Regions from separate parts of the Homo sapiens genome. Here regions 1 and 3 are each linked to region 2. The links are chromatin contacts, found by Hi-C or POLR2A ChIA-PET in ENCODE. All regions are on one chromosome and are shown on one strand. Each heading gives the region's core, a stretch centred on a gene start or an enhancer-like site at or near the end of the contact. The rest is flanking DNA. Distances are from core to core; before and after follow the strand shown. Region 1 holds the start of RAB31 (RAB31, member RAS oncogene family). Region 2 holds the start of RAB12 (RAB12, member RAS oncogene family). Region 3 has its middle 3.5 kb from the start of LRRC30.

Evidence for each region. A loop is a pair of places that touch in the nucleus more often than their neighbours do. ChIA-PET counts read pairs that join two places held with the same protein, here RNA polymerase II (POLR2A). Pooled maps may share reads with other maps.
Region 1: a loop to region 2 is called in a pooled map, with 6 times the contacts of the local background. The contact joins the promoter of RAB31 here to the promoter of RAB12 in region 2. A Hi-C loop is called at or near these places in 9 of 37 single-sample maps with no recorded cell type and 6 of 50 pooled maps.
Region 3: a loop to region 2 is called in a pooled map of psoas muscle, with 5 times the contacts of the local background. The contact joins the enhancer-like site here to the promoter of RAB12 in region 2. A Hi-C loop is called at or near these places in 1 of 168 maps with a recorded cell type or tissue (gastrocnemius medialis) and 5 of 50 pooled maps. POLR2A ChIA-PET finds 5 or more read pairs at or near these places in 2 of 52 experiments (H1 and MCF 10A).

Annotation. Positions count from the first base shown.
Region 1 is chr18:9,705,906-9,709,724 of GRCh38, forward strand. It overlaps RAB31 (RAB31, member RAS oncogene family), which reads left to right and starts at 2,396. Exons shown (of 7, transcript NM_006868.4): 1 at 2,396-2,539. The coding sequence starts at 2,501. LOC124904244 (a long non-coding RNA gene) reads right to left here and starts at 2,067. Exons shown (of 2, transcript XR_007066281.1): 1 at 1-2,067. It overlaps LOC105371981 (a long non-coding RNA gene), which reads left to right and starts at 2,767. Exons shown (of 2, transcript XR_935131.2): 1 at 2,767-3,819. RefSeq lists silencers at 2,091-2,660, 2,761-2,990.
Region 2 is chr18:8,607,732-8,611,318 of GRCh38, forward strand. It overlaps RAB12 (RAB12, member RAS oncogene family), which reads left to right and starts at 1,706. Exons shown (of 6, transcript NM_001025300.3): 1 at 1,706-2,222. The coding sequence starts at 1,709. RefSeq lists silencers at 1,534-1,763, 2,194-2,493 and an enhancer at 2,944-2,993.
Region 3 is chr18:7,232,604-7,236,544 of GRCh38, forward strand. No RefSeq gene overlaps it. Among named protein-coding and RNA genes, the nearest start is that of LRRC30, 3.5 kb to the left of the region's middle. Within about 2 kb of position 1,653, at least 6 of the 41 ENCODE cell types and tissues checked have a DNase peak (open chromatin) inside an H3K27ac peak, as active enhancers do; they include gastrocnemius medialis, where a contact is called at or near this core.

The DNA.
Region 1 (3,819 bases), core at 1,146-3,645, 1.1 Mb after region 2:
GCAGAGAAGTTGAGGTCTGAATTAGCACAATGACCATTTACGTTACAAAATTCTTATAAGAAAAACTTGCATGTTCTATTTCTTAATTTGATAAATTGTCAGTTATGTACCATTGAATTTTTACCCCTGCTGAAGTTACACCAGAACTACATATTTGCAGAAAATTCCAGAGAAGTCAGGATGGGCCCTTAGTACAGTAATCATAGAGTGTAACAATAGAGAACATGGCACTTTTTTAAAAAGTCGAGAGCTGCCTCTGACGTGTCACTCTTAAAATATGTCTCCCAGCAGTCATCTTCCTGCCTTCCAGGGCTAGAGCTTTGTAGGTTACCTTAGGGTGATCATGGGGACCTGGTTTTCATGAGGCCATGTTTAAGCTCAGGGGTGACCTGGCTGGGAAGAGGGTATAAACCCATGAACACGAGTCAGTTGACAGACTAGGATTGCCACTTTGTAAAGAAGAGCCCAAGACCTGATCAGAATGAGACACAAATGAGGTCATTTTTAACAGAACTAGGGGAGGGGAGAAGGACAAATAGACTGGGGCGATTCTCAGGGAGGGAAGGGCTGGATACGAGACTCTTTTGGGAGAGCCTAGAAACGACGCAAGCGTCCCAGACACCCGGGCTAGTGGAGAAGAGAGCAGAATGAGAGCAGTCATGAAAAAGAGTAAGGGAACACAAGAGAAATTCGGTTTGCCTATTTCTGTCTGGGCACAGTTCTGCCCTTAGCAATCTAAGGCAACTTCACAAAGCTCCACTCACTGCACGGGATGTAGAACACAGTGGAGGCTTCCACCCTGGTTTGACTGGCTTTTGGGAATCAAGCTGGAAAGCCAAAAGGACATGTTTCACTGTGGAGGTGCCCTCAGGGCTGGCGAAGGCCTTGGGGGAGGTGTCTTTGCAACTGTGTAGGGGTGGTTTTCTGATTAGCAAATCTGAGGGCAGGGAGATATTGTGATCAGGACTGTTTGATTCTGGGGAAGCCTCTTTTTACCCTGCCCACATAGAAGACTCTGCTTTGGATACAGAGTCAAGGACGGATACTGATACAATGGACCTGTAACTTGTCCATGGCTGCCTTTTGTACAGTTTAGTCCATTTGAGTAATCTCTACAAGCCTGCACCTCGAGGGCAAACTTCCTGCTCTTCTGGGGAATTTAATTGTGAATTGTCTGTTTCGGGGCCCATTTTGACTCCTGTATTCCAGGACTTATCTCTTTGGAGGCCTTGATTTGGAATTTCCCATTGGATGGGGCTACTTGGGTACTGGGTAGCTTCAACCTGGCTTCCGTAAGAACAAAGCCAGATGATCACGGTGGGTGGTCTGCTAGGAGAATGGAAATGCCATTGATTAAAATTGGAAGGTTAAGAGAGAGGCCTGAGAGTTTGGGATAGGAGATGAAGTTTCAAAAAATCAGTTTTTAAAAAAACATTTCCCATCTGAAATGCCAGTGAATTGTTCAGATAGATTACATTGAAAAGGCTGACATTTCTGTAGCAGCAACGAATGAAGTCATCCGAGTGGATGAGGTGCTCTAGGCCATACATGGAGAAGAGAACACAGTTACCCAAGCCTCCCCGACTGTGTGCGGCCACAGACTCTGCTCATTTCCCAGTTAGGAACGATGCAGGGGTCTGCTGGGATCTCCACGTTTCTACCTGTACCTCTGAGGACTGGGTTTCTGCCCACACGAGTTGCAGGATTTGCTCTACTGAGAAAAAGACTTTTGCTCCAGAAAGCAAGTTTCCCGTTTCAGACACGGACAGCGAGTTTTGCTTCTAGAATCATTTTCAGCTGCATACAGAAAAATGAACTTGGCTGAGCTGAAGAGCCACACATATGTTAAACGGAAGCTCGGGTATTAGGAACGTCGAGAAAGGCAGGCCGAAAAGTTAGCCCCCTTCTCCTCACCCCTGTCCTCACAGCGGCCCCTTCAGTGGCCTGACTTTTTCTGCGTGGGACCCAGAATGTCGCTTGAGGATGGGACCCCCGCAGACCTCCACGCGCTGCCACGCAAACGGCCTCGGCCGAGAGCATTCGCTTTCCAGATGAGAATGGCATCTTCAGGGACCCGCTGGTAGTGGGGCCAGGTCTCCACAGGGCCGGTCCAGTCCTTCCTACCCACCCGGGCCCTGCGGCCAGGCGGGGCCGGGAGGGGCGGATGCCGGAGGGCGCTGGGGGAGGCCGACCCGCGCGGGGCTGGTCCGAGGGCGGAGGCAATCCGCCGGCGACGCCGCAGGTCCCGGGTGGCTGACGCCGTCCGGGGGCGTTCCTGGGAGCTGGGGGCCGGCGAGGCTGGACCCGACGCGCCCGGGAGGAGCCGGCCGGCGGCCACGTGACCCACCGCGGCGGGGCCGGCGGCCCAGAAATAGCAGCGGCGGCGGTTCCGCCCGCGGGCGGCGCGAGCGAGGGGCAGAGGCGAGAGACGCCGGCGGGGCGCGGGCGCGGCGGCCCCGGAGGATGCTGCTGAGCCCCGGCACTGCCTGGCTGCGAGCACATGATGGCGATACGGGAGCTCAAAGTGTGCCTTCTCGGGGTGAGTCCTGGCCGCCACCCGCCGGCGGACCCCGGCCCGCGCTCTCGCGCCCCTTCGCTCCCCTATTCCCTGCGCGCTCAGTCCCCGTGATCCCCTCGCTCTCCGCACCCCTCTCGTAGCCCCCGTCCCCCTCGTCCGCGCGCCCCCTGGTTCCCCGGGTCCCCCTGGCTCCCCTAGTCCGTGCGCCCCTCGCTCTCCGCGCCCCTCGCTCTCCGCACCCCGCCTGTTCTCCGCCTCCCCGCCGTCCGTGCGCCCCTCTGGTCCGCCCCCGCTCTCACCCTGCCGGGGTCCGGGTCCGAGCCTGCCCCGGGCTTACTCCGCTCTTTCCTCCCGGCCCGCGAGTCCCCGGATCCGCGGCGACCTCGCGGGGACCCCCAGCGGGGACGGGGCAGTGGCGGCGAGTCTGGGGCCCCGAGGGCTTTCTCCTCCGCTTTTGATAGTTTCCTTCCGGCAGAAAGTTTAAGTTGCTCAGCCAAGTCGCTGAGTGCTCTTTTGCCTCCTGGGGGCAATTGATTTACTCACGTAAAACAGAAAAATAAAACCAAAAGCGAACCCAGCCAAGGGGGTGAAAGCCGAGGGCGCGGCCGGGGTGGAAGGTGAGGCAGTGACCTGTGCGGAGCGCGCCCTGCAAACTTCCCTGCTGCGGGTGAAAGAAGCTGCCTGGGAAAGTCCTCCCCACCATCACTCCCCTAAAGTGGGGTTTTCTCCGCCCGAAGAAGCCTTAAAGCAGCCAGAAACAAAAAAGCAGTCAATCCGTGCGGCCCGGGGACTGCAGACAGGGGACCCGGCGAGGACGCAGGGAGCCGCTGGCGAACCGCCCCTGGGAATTCAGATAAACGTAGGGTCGCTTCCTTTCGGGGGCCCACTCCGCATTCCAGAATTCCTTCTTCTAAAAGAAGAGCCGGTTCTAAGGGCGTTTTCAGCAGCCATTAGCATCTGGTGTACCCGCCCGTGTCATTGGCAAAGCTGGTCTCATGAAAACCATTTCCTAAAAAAGGGCAGCGAAAGGGTCGCATTCTTGTGCGAACTGATCTGTCAAGATGGGGGTACAAGAACTGTAGAAAGAGGAAATGATTTCGGTGAGGACTGAATTGTGCCAGCGTCTCTAGGCTTCCTCTAGGCTCTTGTGGAACCTCCGGCAGGCTCCCATCATCGGCTCCCATCACCGGCCTCTTCCAAAACCATCCCTTACGCTAACTCGATTGTCCGGTTGGCTTAGAATTCCAGAGGATCTGGGAAGGCCCTGCCCTCCCTGCTAGCCCCTGGCACAGATCCGCACA
Region 2 (3,587 bases), core at 456-2,955:
TTAGTTGCTTTTTTCCTAACAATGCTAGAGGAAAGGAGGGGCCACTACTCTCATTCTCATAGAACAGAAGAGAAACCCACAGCTAAGAAATGTTCTGCGGCGGAGCACAGTGGCTCATGCCTGTAATCACAGCACTTTGGAAGGCTGAGGTGGGAGGATCACTTGAGGCCAGTTCAGGGTCTCACACTGTTGACTAGCCTGGTTAACAAACCAAAACCCCAACTGTACAAAAAATTTTTAAATTAGCCAGGCGTGGTGGCACGTGCCTGTGGTCTCAGCGGCTCAGGAGGCTAAGCAAGGAAAATCACTTGGGCCCAGGAGTTCCAGGCTGCCGTGAGCTGTGATCGCACCACTGCACTCCAGCCTGCGCAACAGAGCAAGGCTGTCTCAAAATCAAAACAAAACAAAATGAAAGAAAAAGAAAGAAAGAAGGAAAGAAAGAAAGTAAATTCCGTGATGGTAAGTGATGGATCTGTGTTTCAAATAATATAGAGGGATCATATTTTACATATTCTCAGAATTCATATTATAAAGATCCCTACAGTGACTGCACAGTTAAGAATGCTCTCATAGATGTAAACTTCCAATCTACACTGTGGGCAACGCTAGATTTTTACAAATCAGGTTTGCTGTGTAACATATGCGTGTACTGTGCATTACTAAACCTAGTTCTAAATACAGCACAGCTGAAATTTTGTGGGTAACGTGATCATTCGGCAAATGTTGCCAGCCCCTATCATATTCAGAACCCTGTGTTCTGAGATGCTCAAGTTCAAGCTGAGGAATTTGCTAAACAAATCTCTGGCAAGGAATCAGCAGTGATTTTCTGTATCCTTAAATCCTTCCAAACAGAAATGGCAAAACATACGACCCGAGTCCATAATTCCTAAAGTTTCAATCTTCTCGCACTGTTTGAGTTTTAACTCGCTTATTCCCCCAAAGGAGTATGCCATTTACTTAATTTAAAAATTAAACAGCATAAAAACTTCTGAACTCTGAGTGAGACAGCGATCAGAGTTAAAAATAACTGATTTCGCGCGTTTCCGTGCAAAATGGGAGACAGACGTGACGGAGAGAGACCGAGCAGTGCCACGGCCCGGTAGAGGGTGCGGGGGCTTGCACCCGCTGGTGTTTGTGAGAGAGCGCTGGTGTAGACGCGAACGCAGCGCAGGCGGCCCGGCGGCGCGGCCTCAGGTCGGGGCCTTTCCAGCGTTCCAGCTACACCGAGCGCGCGGGGGCGAAAACATGTGCATGGTGTTTGGGGACTGTGCGCATGGGAGTGTTTTCACTGTCAACCAGGGTTCTTTTTCTTATTTTGAACCCATTTTCATGATGCACCGGAATGCTGAAGTTCAAAATTGCCTACGGAGAATTTTAAGACTAAAACCACACTAAGTTTCTTGTGTTAACTATAAATGCGGGTCAGAGTGAAAGCCGAGTAGGGAGGAGTGAAAAGGGGGAAAAGGGAAGAGATAAGAGGAAGAAAAGATGAAAGAGCCGGCGGAAGAGGGAGGGAAGCGGGGGCGGGCAGGCGAGCAGAGGCAGGGAAAGAGCGGCGCGGGTTGCGGGAAAGCTCCGCGCGCAGTACCCAACCGAGGCCCGGGCGCGCGGTCCTCCCGCCGGCAGGGGGCGCCCACCCGCCCGCCTCCGGCCCCTCGCGGCCAGCCGCCCCGCCCGCGCCTGCGCTTCCTGCCCCTCCTCGTCCGGGATGCTGCTGCCGCTACTGCGGAGTAGCTGCTTCCCTTCCTCCTCTCCCGGCGGCGGCGGCGGCAGCGGCGGAGGAGGAGGAGGAGGGGACCCGGGCGCAGAGAGCCGGCCGGCGGCGCAGTTGCAGCGCGGAGCCCACGGGCCGCCGGGGCCGCTCCAGCGGGCGGAAGCCGAGCCCGGGGCCGACCCCCCGCGCGCGGCGGAGGCCGAGGGGGCGCCGGGGCCCGGGGCGCGCAGCCGGGGGGCGGGCGGCGGCGGGCGGCGGGCCGAGCGGGAGCCGCATGCGTGTATGGATCCGGGCGCCGCGCTGCAGAGGCGGGCCGGGGGCGGCGGCGGTCTGGGCGCGGGCTCCCCGGCGCTGTCGGGCGGCCAGGGCCGCCGGAGGAAGCAGCCCCCCAGGCCGGCCGACTTCAAGTTGCAGGTCATCATTATCGGCTCCCGCGGCGTGGGCAAGACCAGCCTGATGGAGCGCTTCACCGACGACACCTTCTGCGAGGCCTGCAAGTCCACCGTGGGTAAGGGCGCCACGGCGACCCTGGGCCGGGCCTCCTGGCGCCCGGGCAGGTGCCCTTCGCCCCGTGGGCTTCGAGTCTCATCGAGCCTGGGAGTCTTTCGGGGATGGGCCTCTCGGTGAAACTAGGGGCGGGGGTCTCCTTGGAGCGCCCTGCATCCCAATCCCAAAGCCTGGCAGAGGTTTTCGTGCCGCCTCCGGGCAGACCTGCCCTTGGCCCCCGGCCCTGCCTCAGAGGTCCTGGCAGCCCCCGGGGCCTGTGGGGGCGGCTCTCCACGGAAACTTCGGCCCTTAGCATACTCGCCCAAGAAAAAGCTGGGTTCGAGTGGAGCGCAGGCAGGCAGGGGAGTGAACGCCTAAGGCCGCTCTCGCCCGGCCCGCCAAGGCCAGCGCGCGCCGTCTGCTGCGGGTGTGATCCCTGCGCAACCAGGGCAGTTTTCTTATTTTGAACCCATTTTCAAGAAATGAAGTTTAAAGTCACCTATGGAGAATGTTAAAACTAAAACTACAGTAAGTTTCTCGTGCTAGCCGTACGTACGGGGCAGAGGAGCTTCAGCTGTATTTATCCATGACCTCAAACAACCCGGTGACTGGCGGGCATGGGGTTGATTCCTCCAGTACCGCTGTTTTCGGTGAGGGACAGGAGTGAAGTAAGTACAGGAACGCTCCAGGGTCAAGGAGGAAAACAGCCGTGGATCTGAAATGGAAACTGCAGGGGAAATTTTTTTAATTAAGTCATGCTTAGAGGACTTGACATTGAGATTTCTCAGTTGGATGTGGGTAGCAGTTGTTTCTATGGAAAACCCCTTAAAAGATGTCCAAACTAGGAGAACCCCGTTCTTTAAAATAAAGGGCAGTCACTTCCGTGATAGGAAGTGAGAGATTTCCCCAGGGGCGGTCCAAGAAACTGAGTAGTCAGGAGATTTGATAGAATTAAAAGCATAATTTCATGTAATTCTATTTATTAATAGTGTTATAACCAGTGGTAGTTCCAAGGCTGTCAGTACGATTTTGAGATGACTTGATTTGAAATTGTCATGTAACAAAACAGTACTACATTTAAAGTGTCTTATTGGAAAGTGAAACCTCCAATTTTTGTACTGTCTTTCTTGGTTTGTTTTCAAGAACTTACTTCCCTTAATGCTTTTTTGGAATAGATCATTTTGGAAATATTTGTGATGTCTGTACCATATGTTTTTAAAATGTTGTCGTTGGAGACATTATATTAAAATGAGTAGCATAACTATACCTGTTTCAAATATCCAGTCTTGGATCATGCAGAGTACAGGGAGTTGTTAAACCATCAAATGAGGGTTAGGCTGTTATTTTAGTACCTGACATAAATAAAGTAGGGTTAAATTCCGTTTAG
Region 3 (3,941 bases), core at 403-2,902, 1.4 Mb before region 2:
TGAGTTCTGGGGGACAATCATAGGAAATTTTTCTTTCATGCGGCTACAGAGGAATAACCAAGCCACTCATGCTTATGTCTGGTGGTGAGTAAATGGGTAGAAGGATGGCTTTCAGATATTAAATATGAACTGATATAATGTGTATTTCAACCTTCCTTCCCAGTCCTGTCCCACTCATTGTCATGTCCTTGAACTTCTTTGCTAGACACTAGGCAATCATCAAATGATCCCATTTTAATTTCACTTCTCCATGACTACATCTGCCCTCTCAGAGATAAACTACTAAATGGGATAATTTGGCCAACAATGACCAAAAGGCAGAAAAGAGGGGAAAGACATAGACAAGTCATGCAAAAAAGTAATCACCCTTTTACAATTTGGAGGAGGGTAATATTGACTTTCCCATGTTAACGTTAAAAAAAAAATGAGTTTAGTGACATTTAAAAGCTCCTTGGAAAAAAGTCTCTATAAAAACACGAAGCTTGTTTTTTTATTTTAAGAGCACACAGCTGTTAGTGAAATACAGACACCAGGGCAAGCAGTGACAGAGTTCCTGCACCAAAGGTCACTGGACCTCACTGCTCTGGCAGCAGCCAAGAGCCACATGGCATTAATATTGGTTTAGAGCTACAGAATCAGAATGAAAAGATGACACTGAAGAAAATCAAGTACCTTCAGGTCTACAAAGAGCCAATTGTTCTGATCTCTTGGCACATTTGTCTGCAAAATTATAGCAAATGATACCAAGACTTAGCATTTGGGGTTGCTGCCAACACTTGTATAACTTCTCAGTATTCCTAGTTTAATTCAATTTAACTTATATTTATTAGCACCTTTTCCGGTCCGGACACTGGGCGGGAAACCTGAGAAGAACAACACCTGCTCCTCCTACCACAGAGCTCCCAGGTTGGAGAAGGAGAGAGACCCACGTGGTTTCTACAACGTGCAGCAAGATGTGATCCCTGCTCAAGAAGGATACAAACAATGGGCTGAGGCAAGAATAACACACTATAGGGCGTAGACTAGACTGAGCTCCAAAGTCTCAGTAACCAGAGAACAGTAAGCAAATAGCACAGCTGGGATAAATCAGTCAACCCCTTCATTCCCTGCAGCCATCAAACCCTAATTCCTCCCCACCTCTGCACTCGCCTGATTTGGAAAGAGCAGCGGAGTGTTGAGGCAGTGGCTAGCTCATTCTCAGGTTCTGAGCTTAGGCAATTTTACTGTGAAAAATACTTGCTTTTTCTAAAAGCTGTTCAAAGGGGGTCCGTATAGCTTATTCATAGAGCAAGTGATTTTTTCCCAACAGACCCCAATTCAATTTTCCCACCCGTAAAAGAAGGAAGCCAATTTCTGCTATTATCACCAGATACCATAGTTCCATTAGCACATTTGTGCATGAGGTCTTCTGTTGAACCATTGCACACAGACCTTACCGGTATCATTTGGAGGCAGCTAAGGAAGTCTCCTCCAAATTCCCCCTCTAGCAGCAACTGGAGACCTGCCTATCCCTGCCAGGCACATCCAGGCACACTCCAGAATTCTCCCCCATGTTAGCTTGTTGCAGGCAAGACTATTTAAAGACATCAGTGGAATTCTCACTTGACCTCCTGACTCAATGGGGAATGGTAGGGCCAGGCTTCCTCCGCAGAACCTGGTAGGTCACTTACTGCAGCCTTGGCTGAAGCACACGCAGCTGTCAGACAAACACTAGCAAGTGCCAGGATCATGCCCATGAGTGTCTGCTGCTGAAGAACCACTTGGGCTCACGCTGAATTTCCATGACCTTGCTGTGGGCAGAGACGCAGGCGAGGACAGCAGCACCGCACTTGTCCTGCTGAGCAATCATTTTATTTCCTCTCCTAGCCTTTTCAGTCACTTGATCCCACAGTAACTCTACTCCAGGGAAAGAATGTGACCATATTTTGAAGGTGACCCAAGAGCTCATTATACTTTTTATAAGAAAAAAAATGATATCAATTTGGTTGTCAGCTTCCATTGGTGTCTTTCAAAAGTATAGTAGCAAGGTTTTCTTTGTTAACACTCAGCATTGAGGAAATCATAAAAGTGTAGTAGTTGCCCGATGTGCTTTAGATATTGATTCTTTGTGAATACTCCTTTTTATTGATAAAGGGAAGTGCTGAGCACAAAACTGGTTAATGTGCTTAGTTATTCAAAATGTGAACGCGGAAACAATTTGATATAACCTTCAGTGTCTTCGCTGTCAAATCCTATAGTTTGCTGACTGATTGTGAAATGCTTCTTCCTTATCTGTTGTATTTTGAATACTGCCACATTCAAGTAACTCCAGGTATTTCTAAAGCTTCTGAAATCAAAGCACTGAGGTGACTGGATTGGCTGCGGAGTATACTTAGCCAAAGAATACGAGCTAATTGGGTGCTTGATGTGGGGAGCTGGCTGCTCCCATTCTTGATGATGTTTTGGTTTTCATGTCACTTGGCTCTCAGTATGGAGGGATCTCAGTGTGTGTTCAGAAGCACCTTTCGAAACAGTTGCAGCTTACAGGCATACAATTATGAAGAAATCCTATGTTCATAGGAAAGGAAGACGACTGTGAAAAGACACATCTGTTCAAGGAATAATATTGCTAAATGCATAATACTGCAGGCACATTAGAAAGAAAAATGTAGTCATTACTTAGCTTGTTGACTTAATAAATGGTTAACAGAGAAATGCACTCCATTCTTGGGCTTTAGTTAATAGACTGCCTTTCTGGAGTAAGGAAAGAGAACGACTTCATGACTGCACCTGGATTTCACAGTAAAGTCATGCTTGTGCTGGAAAGAGATAAAAGAGGGAATGCTGTCACTATTTGTACAGATGCATTAAACTCAACCTTTTTCTTTTGGCAATGAATATTGCATTTTGAAAGTGTATTTCATATGGCTCAAAGCATATACTGAATATGCATTTTGAGGGCCATTCATTAAAAACAGAGGAAGATTAAAGGAATGTGGGCTCAGCTACTGGAACGCACATTCAGGTATTGACACCTGAGATTACTGGGGAGACGGAGGCCCAGAGGCTGGACTGGAGTGTATTTCTCATATGCTAGGGGGAGTCCCCTGTCTAGATGGAGTCCCTGAGGTTCTGGTACAAATGGTGAAAAAGAGAAGATGAATTCAGGAAGTGGTCTAAAAAAATTAAAGCTGCTAAATTAAGCCACTATGAAGATTCTAAATACTAAATTATGGCATTATTATCTACTACTGAAGTATCCAAATGGTCTTGATTTTCTCATTCCACAAAAGAATTATTTTCAGTACTCTGTAAGATATATTTGAGAAACACAAAATACCCAGCTAGTGTGCAATGAAGTACCAGTACCCTTGAGGTAATGTCTTAGTTGTAACTAATCCAAGAATACCAAAATACAACCCCTTCCTATATTTCAAGAAAACAAAATAAAATTAAGAGGAACGTGAAAGTTATTGTAAACAATAATGGGAACAGTCTCGACCTTGTTGAGAAGAGAACTTTCTACAAGTGTTTCTTTTAAGTTTCCTGTCTAGTTACATGTTGAATCCAAAGCATTACTGATTTTTTTTAAAAAAGAACAGCACAGTAATAAAAAGAGGATGCAGGGAGGGCTCATAATGAATTTGTAAGAGCTTGGGCATCATTAGGCAAGCATAACCGAAAGCCATTAACATGAACCTTGCTATGCAGATTTTTTTAGTAGTGCCATAGGAATCTGCTTGCAAGGAGAGAGCTGATTTCCTATATGCCTCTAGACTCACTCCTTATTTCAGCACAGGACAGAAAATAAAAGGCAAACTGGAGTACCATCAGGGTATTTCTTGAAACTCTTTTTTTTTTTTTTTTTTGGAGATGGAGTCTCACTCTGTCACCCAGCCTGGAGTGCAGTGGCATGATCTCGGCTCAACGCAATCTCCATCTCCCAGGTTCAAGCGATTCTC